Regions from separate parts of the Homo sapiens genome. Here region 1 is linked to region 2. A link is a loop called in an ENCODE intact Hi-C map of the cell type or tissue named here. Cell type or tissue: HepG2. All regions are shown on one strand. Each heading gives the region's core, and the rest is flanking DNA. Links, peaks and the distances in the headings are about the cores only.

Region 1 (6,754 bases), core at 375-5,374, 120 kb before region 2:
AACTCACTAGGAGCAGTGCAAAAGTTCCAAATCTACAAGTGAGAGTTTTTAAACAATCAAACTCTGTCCTGGGAGTTTCTAGGTTAGACGATTTAACATAGTAAGAGCTGTCCAATTTCATTAAAATAAACATTATTTACCTTTTTGCATCAGTAACAACAAGAATTAATTGTCTATCCATAGTGTGAAATATACTCAAATGGAACTCTAATACAGTTATGGTTGACCCTGAATGTCAGACTTCTGTACTTGCATTGTACTAACACTGTTCATTGCGCACCAAAGCTTTCCGTATCATTTTAAGTGACACCTGAAATTTTCATTAATAATAAAGCACAAAAGAAAGCATTTTAAAATATATTTTTATGCTCGCAAACATTATATCATTATAGGCTCACTGCCTTCTCCAAATACAACTACTCTCAAGAAAATTAAGTCAATGTATGAGCAGTCACAGGAGACAGAACAGGCTATGGAAGGGGACGAAGGGAGGCAGGTACAGAGAAAAATAAGAGATCCTTATGTATTAGGTACTTATACTTAATCCATCAATAAAATCTAGGTTTTTTTTTTTTGCGGGGGGGGAAGGAGTCTCACTCTGTCGTCCAGGCTGGAGTGCAGTAGCATGATCTCGGCTCACTGCAAGCTCCACCTCCCGGGTTCATGCCATTCTCCTGCCTCAGCCTCCCGAGTAGCACCACGCCCAGCTATTTTTTTCTGTATTTTAGTACAGACGGGGTTTCATCGTGTTAGTCAGGATGGTCTTGATCTCCTGACCTCGTGATCTGCCCACCTCAGCCTTCCAAAGTGCTGGGATTACAGGTGCCCTGCCTGTTTTTTTTTTTTTTAAGTTAAAGCAAAATTCCCTTTTCTCTCAAACTTCATTAAAGTAGAAAAAGAGACAGTATCTTAATTTAGAGTTACATTCTTTGTTAAAGTGAATTATAATGTACATTAGGACAGAATATACAACATATTTTAAAGCGGCTTATTTTAAAAAAAAGGCTTTCAGTAAGTATGTGTTAGAATGCTAAAATAATCATATACAGAAACATTTACATTTTAATAAGTGGGAATACAGCAGCCTTGTCTTACTATACTTTTGTAATAAATAATGGGTTAAGTTTATTAAAATGCAAAAATATCTGCATTTTTTTTCTGTAGCTGATGGTATGTATCTAGAGTAAATAACTAAAAAAAAAAAACTTACTCCTCAGATTTGAAAGCCTATGATTTTACACTGCCCTGGGGATTCTGTTAATGGTATCAGAGGTCATTCTTTTCTTTAAAAAACTCTCAAATGCATTTGGTGCTGGCATTTTTAACAATGATTGCCCTTTATTTTTTCTGTGGCCCAAAAACCATCTGTAGAGGGCAAAGATCATCACAGAGAGCCCAGCTTTCAGACAGGGAAGTTTAGGGGTGTGTGTGTTATGAGAGTGGAAATGGTATGGTTGGGAATATGTGTTGGCTTTAGGGCTTGTGTAGTCACAAACTGAACAAGCTTTCTAATCCACAGTGTGCAGGACCTACAAGTGAGCTCTACTTATAAATAATCCAAAAGGTAACAAAGAAAATGAGAAGAGGCTTTCTACAACACTACAGAAATTCTATCTTTATAGAAAAACACTTTTAGTATATACATGTCATAAATTCTACTTTGTAAAAAAAATAGACAGAAATATTTTTAACATACATTTGTCTTGTGGTATGAAAACAGTTAAAATTGTGCCACCTTACCCTGACAAGCTCTTGAGGAAAAGGTCCCCTGGAGTTTTCTGGCAAGTTGATTGGAGGGATGACCCAGTCTCTCTTCTGCCTTTGTAGGTGGCCACTGTGCTTACTGAATTGTCTTGGGAACACTATTTCTTCAACTTCTGCTGACTCCTTTACATTAAAATAGAAGACATTCCTGAGTACTAGGAAACACATTTTCTGAAAGTACATCAATATTATTGAATACCTGAAAGCATAGGAATCACAGTTTATTATGAACAAAAAATAAGTCTGGAGGCCCTTTTCCCTGGCCCCCTATTAAAATAACAGAAAAATACCATAAAATTTTTGGGTTATACTGTGTATCTGAAAAATTGAATTCTAAACAATTTATTATATGGCACAGCTGTGTAAACTATTTGCAGTTTCTATAAACCTTTTTAGATAGCAGTTAATATTGAGCAAAATTTAATAGTACCCTTTTATATATTTCTCATTAGTTTAAACCACAGTTCAGGTAATGTGCTACTGTACATTAAATTTAGATCTTGATGTGCTAAAATATAATTTGAATTCCAAGAGAAGTTTAATACATACTGCTAAGGAATGTCTCAAATATTTATGACCCTATTATATCCCACAGAATTAATGCTGTAATTATTCTAAACCTATGTCAGCCATGATGGATGCTGCAGATGACCCACTTTGCACATTAGGTATTAATCTCTGCTGGATGTCAACATTTTCTTCTGTTTCTTCCTCTATCTGTAGACATTTTAGCCATTAGCCCTTGCTGCTTCAGTGCAAATATCCAAGCTAGTTTGCTGGAACACAGCAAATCAACAACAAAAGCATCTTTTCACTCCATTAGTTACTGGGTTTTCACTTTATATTACCCAATGACATGACTTCCCTCAACAGTTAATAGATTAACAAATTAAATTTCACATAATAAAACCACAACACTGAAATAAGAGAAAAATGATATATTTTCCTCTGATATATTATTCATGTTTGATTGTGGGTATGTATATCACATTTACAATTAAATACCAGAAATGAATGTGTCTGTTTTTACCTCTCACAGTAAAATAAGCATAAAAAAAGTAGTAGTCATAGTTCCATAGTTCATGGACTTCAGAATATATGGGTGTGTCCCATCATATTTGTTTTGAATTAACTCAAAAAACTAAAATATTCAGAAAATATTATCATAACGTTACTGAAGTTACTGTATTTTATTTAAAATTCCGAACAATGACTTATACAAATTAAGTGCTCAATAAATATTTGTTGAATTGAACTGAATGGCACTCTGTTGGAAATGTACCTCATTTATTTTATCTTGGCTCACAGCAGCTTCCACCAGAGGGAGTATATCATTCCTAAAAAGTCATGTTGGTAGTATAAATAATTCATACCCCCCAACTGGATTATTAAGGGACAAGACAAAAACCCAATACTCATTGCCAGAAATGTTTTCCTGTTACTACTTTAAATCTGTACTTCTCATCTAATAAATCTGACTGATGACATCTTGTAAAGAATTGTTTATTTTGTGGTTTTATTTAACAGCTTGTAAAACTTCTAAGAAATTTAAAACAAACTGCTTCTAACTTAAATTATAAATCTCAAAGTATAAACAAATCTTTAAAATACAATTTCTAGTTGCTTAAAATATATTTAGTCTACGTATCTTAAGAGATTACAAACACAACAAAATATTATTAAAATGACCAAAGTTGATACAAATGCAAATAGTGGCCATCCATTAATGTGGTCTGAAGCAAAGCATATATTTAGTTCAAACTGTATAAAGCTGATTTTTAACCAGCCCTAAAGCCATATTCGGATACTATACCTTCACTGACTCCTCAGTTAAGGTTGGCTTCAGGCTCAATTTTACTGCCACTTGCCACTTTTCCTGGGTCTCTTTGTCTTGGGCATATATCAGGAACTTGGCATGCTCAGAAGAGAGTGGAAAGCTTCTCACGGCATACACCATGCCATCTTCATCCACCTTAAAATCTGCAGGCTCACTGCTCTCATATTGTACTTTTCTTTTTCCATTGCAGTTGCTAAACTTCACTGTAAAAGATAAGAAATAGGTCAGTTATTATAATTATACCAAAAAGGCAAAAAAAAACCCCTAATACTTAAACCTATATCCTGCTTAGGTTAAAGGATAAAAATACAGTAGCATGAAACACAGAAGTTTTATTTTTATTTTATTATATCAAAAGCATTTTCATACTATGAAATGCCAGATGGTAGTTCTGAGCTGTGCCCTAGCATTTCCTTCTTCCAAAGCTTTCCCCTTCTTTTCATACTTCCTGGACACTGGGTCCTCAGGTGCACCTGCTTTTCACCCTGACACCTTTCACTGGTATTTCCTCCCACCCTATTACAAACTTCCACTCACTCTTCAGTCCCAGGTCTAAAGTCACTCAAAGCAGAACAAACCCCCTTTTTCTCAGTCTTCATGTAGTGATCTGAGCTCTGCTACCTCAGTTTCTTAGTCATGTCTGACACTGCTTGGAAGAGGCAGTTTGGGGCAAATGTTCTTAGTTATCCTGCATACCCTGCATACTTTCTGGCACACAGTCTTAATACATAATTTCGGAACAAATGCTTACAGGAAGAAAGCAATGCATTTATTAATGTTGAATGTTTACTATGCTCTAGAATTGTAAGACCTTATGGTAATTAACAGGTAAATAATTTACAAATTTCTATTCCTCTTAGTGCTTACAGTACTTCCATTAAGCAGTAACATATTTAAAAAATTTTAAACAAATAAAAATAAAGGTGTATCCCAAAAGAAATTTTAAATTAAAAAAATGATGACAAGAGTAGAAGAATTCAAAAATGTGTCTTATCTCTATCATACATGCAATGACTTCACACTTAAAAAAAAAACAACTACTGCTGTCTTAAATGCTATGACAGCTTGTCTCAACAGGTAATAAAACAAAAATTAAACCATGAACTTGTGTAGAACTAGACAAATTCAAGATGTAATAAAATAATAAAAACAAAAATATTCTCTAAGGAAGATTATTCCTTTAAAGTCCTTAATTGTTCTTTCTGAAGAAAAATTCTATGGGAATAGCAAGTAAAGGGATCAAATAAAAAATGATTTTTTTATTTCTGTAAACGTCTGATGTTATGTTCTGGCTATAATTACATAGGATACTCTTTGGAGTGTAATTAATAGCGACATATTACAAAATATAATCAAATACACCTTGTGCATTTCTCAAGGATCTAAGTAAAGTGTTTATGAACCCTCCCACTGCACATATAAGCTGCTGACAGTTCTTCTGCTGTCATTAGAATAAATTCACTGAGACGTGCACACAGCCACATCTAAATAACAGGCATGCTTATTTCCCTTAGTAACCATAAAATCCTTGATAGAAGTCATAAAATACTTTAACTACTGAATATATTATTTTCCACATAATGCCATCTATATTATCTTTCATATTTCAATCATTTCAAAGTGAAAATAAAAGTATATCTCAAACTAAATGATGTTAAGTCAAAATGTTTGTCTTTGGAGTAGAAGTATCCCAAAAGATATTTAATTACTCCATCTTCCATGCCCCATGATTTAAAAGTGAAAAATGGGAATCTTTTCTACAGAACAATGCCATCTACTGCTCATCTTTCATTAAAGACAAAAAATGAAATGTAAAATTGTTTTTTGGATCCCTGCTGATAAATCAAAACGAGACTTTTGCCATATTTTTGTATAAAAAGTACTTTTTTATATTACAAGAGGGATTCATGGTCCTTAAAAACATAATCTGGAATAGAAAAATTACATACTCTTCTGCACACTTTTTTGTTAACTGTGATCACTCTAGTATTATTAATTGTCATCCATAAACACCTGGACTGTTACATAAGCCTCCTGGGTAGTCTTCCCAGTTCCTGGTCATGGCATGCCCACTGCTAGACTAGACACCTGCTGTGATTTTCTCCTCCCTGCTTAAAATCTGTAACATTATATGTCAGATCTTTAACCTAGAGTACAATGCTCTCTTAATTCTTGGGTCACCTGGTCTCTTCAGTTTTACTTACACCACTTTCTAAAACATATACTGCCTGGCGAGAGAGGCTGCAGTCATCCCCTACCTCGTGCTGCTCCACCCCACAGGCTCAAATTCTTATCTGGGACACTCCCATTTTCCATACCAAAGCCCTAGGGCCAGGTCATCACTTTGGGGGAAGAGTCGACCATGATGCCTTTCACAAGATTTCGGCCTATGCCCTCATTTGGAACTGCTCTAAATTTTTTATTTTTATTTGTATTTCCTGTCCACTGAAACACACTGATACTTTATGTTTATAATAATAATAGTTATAATGATGGTTATTAATAATTTCATATGAGTGGATCTTCTCTCCCTAAGCAGACTATAAACTCACTTTGGCTTCATGAGAGTTAAGTATTGCTTCTTTTGTTTCTTAGGACACTTGATGGTCACAGGAACAGTATAAGTGCTCATTAAATATCCACTAATATCTTACAACTTTTTCAAAAAGTAGGAAACAGATGGGAACCTTAGAAGTACACACAGCCTACTATAGTAACATCTAGCAACACAAACAAATGAACAAACAAAACCCAGGGACTTCAAAAAATTCTACTTTTTATTAGGTTGTTGGTAGTAGAAGAAAATGAATTAATACTTATGGAATGCCAGGCACTGAAAAAGACACTTCAGATTATGTCACATGTTAACCTTAAAAATGACTCCTGAGGTGGGAATCATTGTTTCTGTTCTGCAGATGAGGATGAAAACTTCAAGTCATCTATGCACATGGCTGTTTGATTTCCAGCGGTTTACTCCCATACAAAAGTGCAAAAGAATCTAAACTCATTACATAAGTCACTCATATCTAAAGCTTTAATATAAAACAATAAAATTAACAAAAAGATCTGAAAAATGCATACGAAGAGAATAATGCCAAATTTAGACCTCTGAGAGTACCACAGTAAATAGCGCATTAAAAAGAAATCTTTTTC
Region 2 (6,754 bases), core at 726-5,725:
CCAATGAAACTCACTGTAAAGTCAAGAACTGTAAATTGAACCATTGTAAGCCGGGACTGCCTGTACATTATTACACAGTCATTAAATAACTTACCCAATATTTACAAAGTACCTAGGATGAATAATACATTAAGCAATGTTGCTGCTTAATACAGCAATACCTAATGTAAAAACTAATATCTGCTGGCAGTGATTCCAAAGGCAGATAGGAGATGGAATGGAGTAAAAAAAAATTTTTTTTTCAAAATTCACTTTCTTTTAAAAAAGGAAGCCAGGATGAAGTGGAAATGTATTGGGGAGGGAAAAAATGGCAAACCTAATCCAAAAAATGTGTTCTATGAGAATGGACTTATCCACCCTAACATATTCATGTTTTACATGTAAACATTAAGCGTAAATTCACTTGATTTAAGAAAATGCTTCATTTTGAAAAAATTGGGTTAAAAACCCCTAAATCATCATAATGAGCATTTACTGAGCATTTACTATGTGCTGAGCTTGTTCTAAGCACTTTATAATATTAACTCATGTATGCACCCTAACAGGCACGTAAGACAGTCAGCATTAGTACCCTCAGTTTTCAATAAAGAAACTGAAGGGGTTAATCTCAGGTTTCATTTACAATCCAGAGATCAGTACTCCTGATTACAAAATGCGTTAAGTTTACATTTAAGAAATATTTTAGGGTGTAGAAAATACACAAGGTGGTTTCATCATTTTCCTTAATTTTGAACTGAAAATAGTATAAAAATTTAGAAATATGAAAGCTTACCTCAAGTATAGTATTTTTACAGGAAAAGAGTCTATGGTCAATTGCATTATCTAATACTTTGAACTGCTGGACAAGGGTTCACATTTAAAGAAAAACATGATATTTAATAAAAATGAGATTGTTAAAAGTTTATAGATTATTTATTCTATAGGAAATATCCAGATGTATATGCTTTAAAATCAAATGTTATTTTGAAGACTGCTATCATTATGAGAAAAATGAACTACAGATATGCATGACTGTTCGCTATATATTATTACCAAATAGATATATGGAATAACACTTAAATAGATTAATGGGGCAGGGTGGGGGACAGTTAATATGGCTACATCATAAAACTTCCAAAAATCAAAGTGAACTATTTATTTAAAACATAGCACATAACATAACCTAGCTTAAGAAAGATGGCATATGGCCTTTGAAAAAATACATCATCTTCTATTTACTCATTGGGTGCTTGTGCAAACTCCCTAGCTTTTCTCAATCTGTTTACTGAATCCCTTTAAAATATACATAAAATCCACTCCAACTGGCTGTGATGCTAATTAAGCTAAGTAATACATCTAAAACCCCGAGACATTATCTGGAATTCATGCAAATTTGATATACTTACATAAGTATAATAAAATAAGGTCAGGGGGCTTCTAATCTCTCATCTACAAATAATTAACTTTGAAAAAAATAATTGGGGTAAATTGCTCCAATTTTCTATTAAATAAAGAGAGTGAGTGCCTGCTATCCATTTTTTGTTTCAAACATTCATTGAGGGTGCTGTGCTTGACACAGAAGATAGAGATGTGACTGAGACATAGGCCATCCTGGCAGAACTATCGGTCTGGTGGGGAAAAGTGACTTCCTAAAATTGAAAGGTGGACAGAGGGGACAAGTAGTCTCCAGAGAAACAGACCAGAACATGAAAAGATATGACAATGTGATCACATGGTGCAGCCGGGACGCATCAATAAGGAAGCGTTCCATGTGACCCTAGAATGTCCAGAGGGATGATGAGGCAGAGATGCTGGAGGGGTGCTCCAGAGCCAGACCCAAAGGTCCCACTTGGCCAGGCAGGTGGACTTCCTCCTCAAGGCACTGTGGACCCACGCATGAGTTCTTAAGCAGGAGAAAGACATGCTACCTGCTGTGTATAAAGAAACCAAATGGAAGACAGCTTGGAGAAAAACTGTATTAATTTTTAAAAATGATGAGTATTGTGTTATTTATGAAATCACTTTCTTTTGTAGAAAAAAAAACTAATTGTCAAATCATCCTATCCACCAACCTGATTTAGGGGAAATAATACTAAAATCTACCTGGCTTTTCTCCTAGTTCCCACAGGAGCAGTTACGGATTCAGTGGATGGATTCAACTTCTGAGTGGCTTGGGAATTTATAAGCTTCCCCCTAATAATAGCAAATTTTCCAATTCTGTTAGCCATAGTGACAGGCTGTTCCAGCCCTATCTGAAATTGGGACGCAGCCATAAGCGCAAGGCCCTGCGGCAAAGGGAAAATACTTTCCTTATCGTGGCGCAATGGTCAAGCCAATTTTCCTAGGCAAAAATACATTTAAGATTTTATTTAATGTTCCTAAAATAATGCTCATTTCACTTTTTAACAAGAAAATCTATTAACTGAGCACCAAGGCTGATTACAATATAGCAATTTAAGCCATGACCAAAAAAAAACCTGCAAATACTTATGAATACAACTACATCAGAAAAAAACAGAGTTTATTACAGCTAGAGGTAGGGGTGCCTACAAGTCCTTCAAGGCTATTTCAAGACGAATTCAAATAGAAAACTCTTTCATAAAGGGACACAAATGTGTGACATTTCTTGCATTTTATATACACACATAAACTCAGCTAATTGTATGGTTAACATATTGTGAAGCTTTATGTGCACAGGTATCAAAGCACATGGGTAATACTGGCCAAGAATGGCAGTGGTCAAATATTTTGCAAAGCTAACCTATCAAATATTAACCAGAAATCCTAAAAGAATGCTCAGTGGCAAACAGTTTAGATAACAATAAAAAGATAAACAGATGATCCATTGATCATGACAGGTTGGCTGTCATCCTGGGACACCTCCCACATTCCCAGGATATTTGATTAAAGGAAGTGGTTAAAATATGGTTAGTATACCACTAACAACAAAATGGAGTCTATGGTAACTCATGATCACACTTTTTAAAAGTGTATCATAAAATTCCCTGTCAGTTTTTCAAGTGTATAGTAAAAGTGAAATAGGTCACATCAGAATACAGAATTATGTTCTGAAAAACTTGTTCAATTTGGCTAAGTCTCATAATCTCATCACTTACATAAAGTCACAGATTCTGCATCAATAACTCTAGGTGTACAATATAATATTGTCTGTGCACCTAAAATATCAGATATACGTGTATTTATTTCTAATGATGTGGCTACTGTTCAAAAACTAGTGACTGCTGACAGGGCACGGTGACTCACACCTTAATCCCAGCACTTGGGAAGCCTCAGCAGGCGGATCTCAGAAGTTCAAGACCAATCTGCACAACATGGCGAAACCCTGTCTCTACAAAAAAACAAATAACAAACAAACAATTAGCTGGGCATGCCTGTAGTCCCAGCTACTTGGGAGGCTGAGATAGAAGAGCTGATTGAGCTCAGAAGGTCAAGGCTGCAGACAGCCGTGATCATGCCATTGCACTCCAGCCTGGGAAACAGGGCACGACCCCGTCTCAAAAAAAAAAAAAAAGTCTGACTATTCAACTGTAATACCTAAAGTTTTGTTTCAATGTGCTTCAGTGGCATTCATGAATTAAGGAGCTAAGTGAATGCTGGGTTTAGCATTAACCCCATGATTAATGAGGCTACCTTCCACAGGACACAAAAAACACAAACAGGATGCACTCGGCCACACAGGCAACAGGCATCCTATTTATTTTTTTCTGGTAGATATGCCAGTGGTACAAACCAAAGGCCTATTTGAATTGCTCTTTTGCTTACATTTGAAAGTCAATATGTAAACTACTTTCAGATGCAACCAACAACAGGCCACACCCATAAGATCTAAGTACATCAAACCTTCCTATATAGTTTTCAGATATATCCCAGTCCACTCAAAAGCATTAGGCATCGTATGTTAAGTAATTTTTACCCCTGATATATGCAAACAGGCCTTAGAATTGCTTTGTGTGATCTTCTGGTTAATAGCTACTCCACTGAAAATTATAATCTGTCTTTCAAAATACCATTGAGTCAAAAGGTGATGCATTGCTAATGCTAAATTATTTTTCTCTGAAAAAATTTACTTCCATCATTCTGGTATTTTTAAATCACAGCTGTAAAATTTTAAACTCACAAAACATAACCACCTGCATATAAAAACCTATCTATAATATAAGCCATCACACTTTAATTGTGCTGTCAAAAAATATTTGAAAGGAGTTTGCATTGATATATTAGGTAAACATGAACCAAAATATCAAAACTTTATTTTCCTTAATGAAAGCCCAGCTTACGATTTCCAAAACAGATGAATATCAGTTAGACTCTAGGCCTAGCTACAACTTGGAAAATACAAATAAATAACTTATAAAAATTGGGTCTGTGTGGCTCACACTGGTAATCCAAGAACTCTGGCAGGCCAAGGTGGGAGGATTGCTCCAGGCCAGGAGTTTGAGAACAGCCTGGACAACATAGTGAGCTTCTGTCTCTACAAAAAATTAAAAAATTAGTTGGGTGTGGTGGTTGCATGTCTGTAGTCTCAGCTACTCAGGAGGCTGAGGCAGGAAGATCACTTGAGCTCAGGAGGCTGCAGCTGCAGTGAGCTGGGATCGTACATTTATCTCCAAAAATCAATTAATTAATTAATTAAATTTTAAAAAACTAAATGACTCTACTGTCTATGTCCCAGTAAACATAATTTATAGATCTTTCTTATTATTCATTTTTAGGACATCTAGAACTACATAAGAAAAGCGTTATTAGGCCACCAAAGCAGAACTGTTGCAATAATGTGACATTAAGCACAGTGTCCCTGCTCTGCTGCTTCCTTAGCAGAATAATGAACCTCTCTTGTCTTCCGTTTCCATTTGTAAAACAGATACACAATCACCATGCCTGTACCTCACAGATGATTGTAGAGCATAAAGAAACTAATTCACGTAAAACATTTTCATGTCTAGGATACAGGTTTCAATAAATATTAGTCAGAAGCATCGTGATCATTTTGTAGTTGGCTCAGGACTAACTGAAGGACTGTGGGCATGAGCAAGTCCTGGCTGGTCATCAGAGGTCCACACTGCTGCAGGAAAGACAGAAACACTTCTGAGAGACTCAGGGGCTAAGTACTCCCTCCACCCAAGAAAGCAAGGAGGAGGAAATGCTTTTCAAAGTGCAGACAGCAACGCATTATTGCTATAATTTAGAAAGGAATGGAATGGAAAATGGAGTATATCACAGTCAAAAGTAAGTCTCACATCTTGTGAAATACACATGTAAGTGCAGTATCGTGATGTAAAATGTATTTCCGACATAACATTCTGACAACTACTGCTCTGAAAGACATAGGTATATATCCACTCCAAATCAGAGACACCTGTGAAACCATGGCACCAAGCCTAGCTGAGATGCAGAAGACAGAATTCACTGGCACAAGTCCTGAGAAAATGGAGCGCATCCAGATGTGCGCATGGCTGCTGAGCAGGCCTCTTCCAGGGAGCCCTGCGGGAGAGGATTTGGGCTCTGTCCCCAGTGACTGAAGTTGAAAATTCTGTTACCTCCTTAGGGGCACAGAGGGCTGTAATGCTGCCAAGACTTTCTGAAGTGGAATTAGACTGTCAGAGCAATAACCCCTCTTTCAAAGTGGTCTAGAGTAGTAAAATGACTAAATTTCCATAGGAGGGTGAGACTTATTAAGTTTTGGCAATCCCAAGTTTTGATGAGGTACCCTTGAAAAAGCAAAAGTTAATTAAAAATTTAGAATCAGACACCACATGCATGGACACGCACGCTAATCCATTCAATGGAATCTTTATTTTTATTAATAAAAACAGCTCCTTACACCATTTCCTCGGCTAACCAGACATAACCAATAAACAGTTCCAAAAATCCAAGAGAGCAAATGCCATGTAGGACCAATAAATACCACATAATTTGTTCGTAAAATAACTTACACCAAAAAGGACAAAAAAGATATTTTAAGTTCTTCAGTATTTGAAAGTTATAATTCCCTTAGAAGTTTCATCTGGTCTATTCACAAATTTAGAATTATATCATCTTGATTTTTTTTCAAAAATACTAAAACATACAACTGCTAGGAACTAAAAAAAAATTATCAGATAGTAAATATTCTGTCAGTTTTCAATAATCTAACACTCTGAGTAATTGTTATACCCCAACTTTGTGGGAAAAAGAGGCCACAGGAGTAAAGAGGTAGCGAGATCTCAGTGCAAGCTCATCATGGGTTTTAATTGACACCACCTTCCCTCACATCTGGGCAAGTTACAGAACATTTGACAGAATCTTCACACAGAACATCAATCACTGCAGTGGTGATTTTATATTAAGATCTGACCTAGAAAAAGCCCTTGATTTTTTTCCTGTACTCTCCATCTTATGTTTTTATGAGAAAACCAAAATATTATGGAAGACATTTAGAAGAAAATTGGTCCATTTTGAGAGAGGGAGAAAATTAAGGATAAAAGAGAGAAGATACTGTTCAAAAAGCATTTGTGGTGTGTGTGTGTGTGTGTGTGTGTGGCCTGAAATAGTGTGATCCTACAGCTCAGTTAAAATTTCATCTTACCTACTATTTTCCACTAATTTGCAAGCTAGCATCCCATTTCCATCTTTCTAAATTACTTAACGATGTCATTAAAAATATTTCCATACTATTCTCTGCAATAGATATTACTCCCCTTCACCTTATTTTCTTATTTCTCAATAAACATCCAAACTTGTGTTCACACTCATTTAATCTATCAATGAGTATCAA

Evidence for each region. Hi-C counts contacts between places; a loop is a spot of excess contacts. Peaks named below come from ENCODE experiments on the same cell type or tissue, not always from the same donor. Only the 100,000 strongest peaks of a DNase experiment are listed, where the experiment ranks them.
Region 1: a loop joins it to region 2, with 2.8 times the contacts of the local background. A loop is called at or near these places in 6 of 110 quality-filtered maps.

Annotation. Positions count from the first base shown.
Region 1 is chr18:28,010,106-28,016,859 of GRCh38, forward strand. CDH2 (cadherin 2) reads right to left here. Exons shown (of 16, transcript NM_001792.5): 3 at 3,578-3,804; 4 at 1,741-1,887. Among named protein-coding and RNA genes, the nearest start is that of CDH2-AS1, 92 kb to the left of the region's middle. In HepG2, for the core only: a CTCF peak has its summit at 3,085 (motif pointing right); no DNase peak of the experiment used is centred there.
Region 2 is chr18:28,125,190-28,131,943 of GRCh38, forward strand. The region is part of intron 2 of CDH2 (cadherin 2); the gene reads right to left. Among named protein-coding and RNA genes, the nearest start is that of CDH2, 49 kb to the right of the region's middle. In HepG2, for the core only: no CTCF peak of the experiment used is centred there; DNase peaks (open chromatin) are centred at 2,782 and 3,342; H3K4me3 peaks cover 732 bases.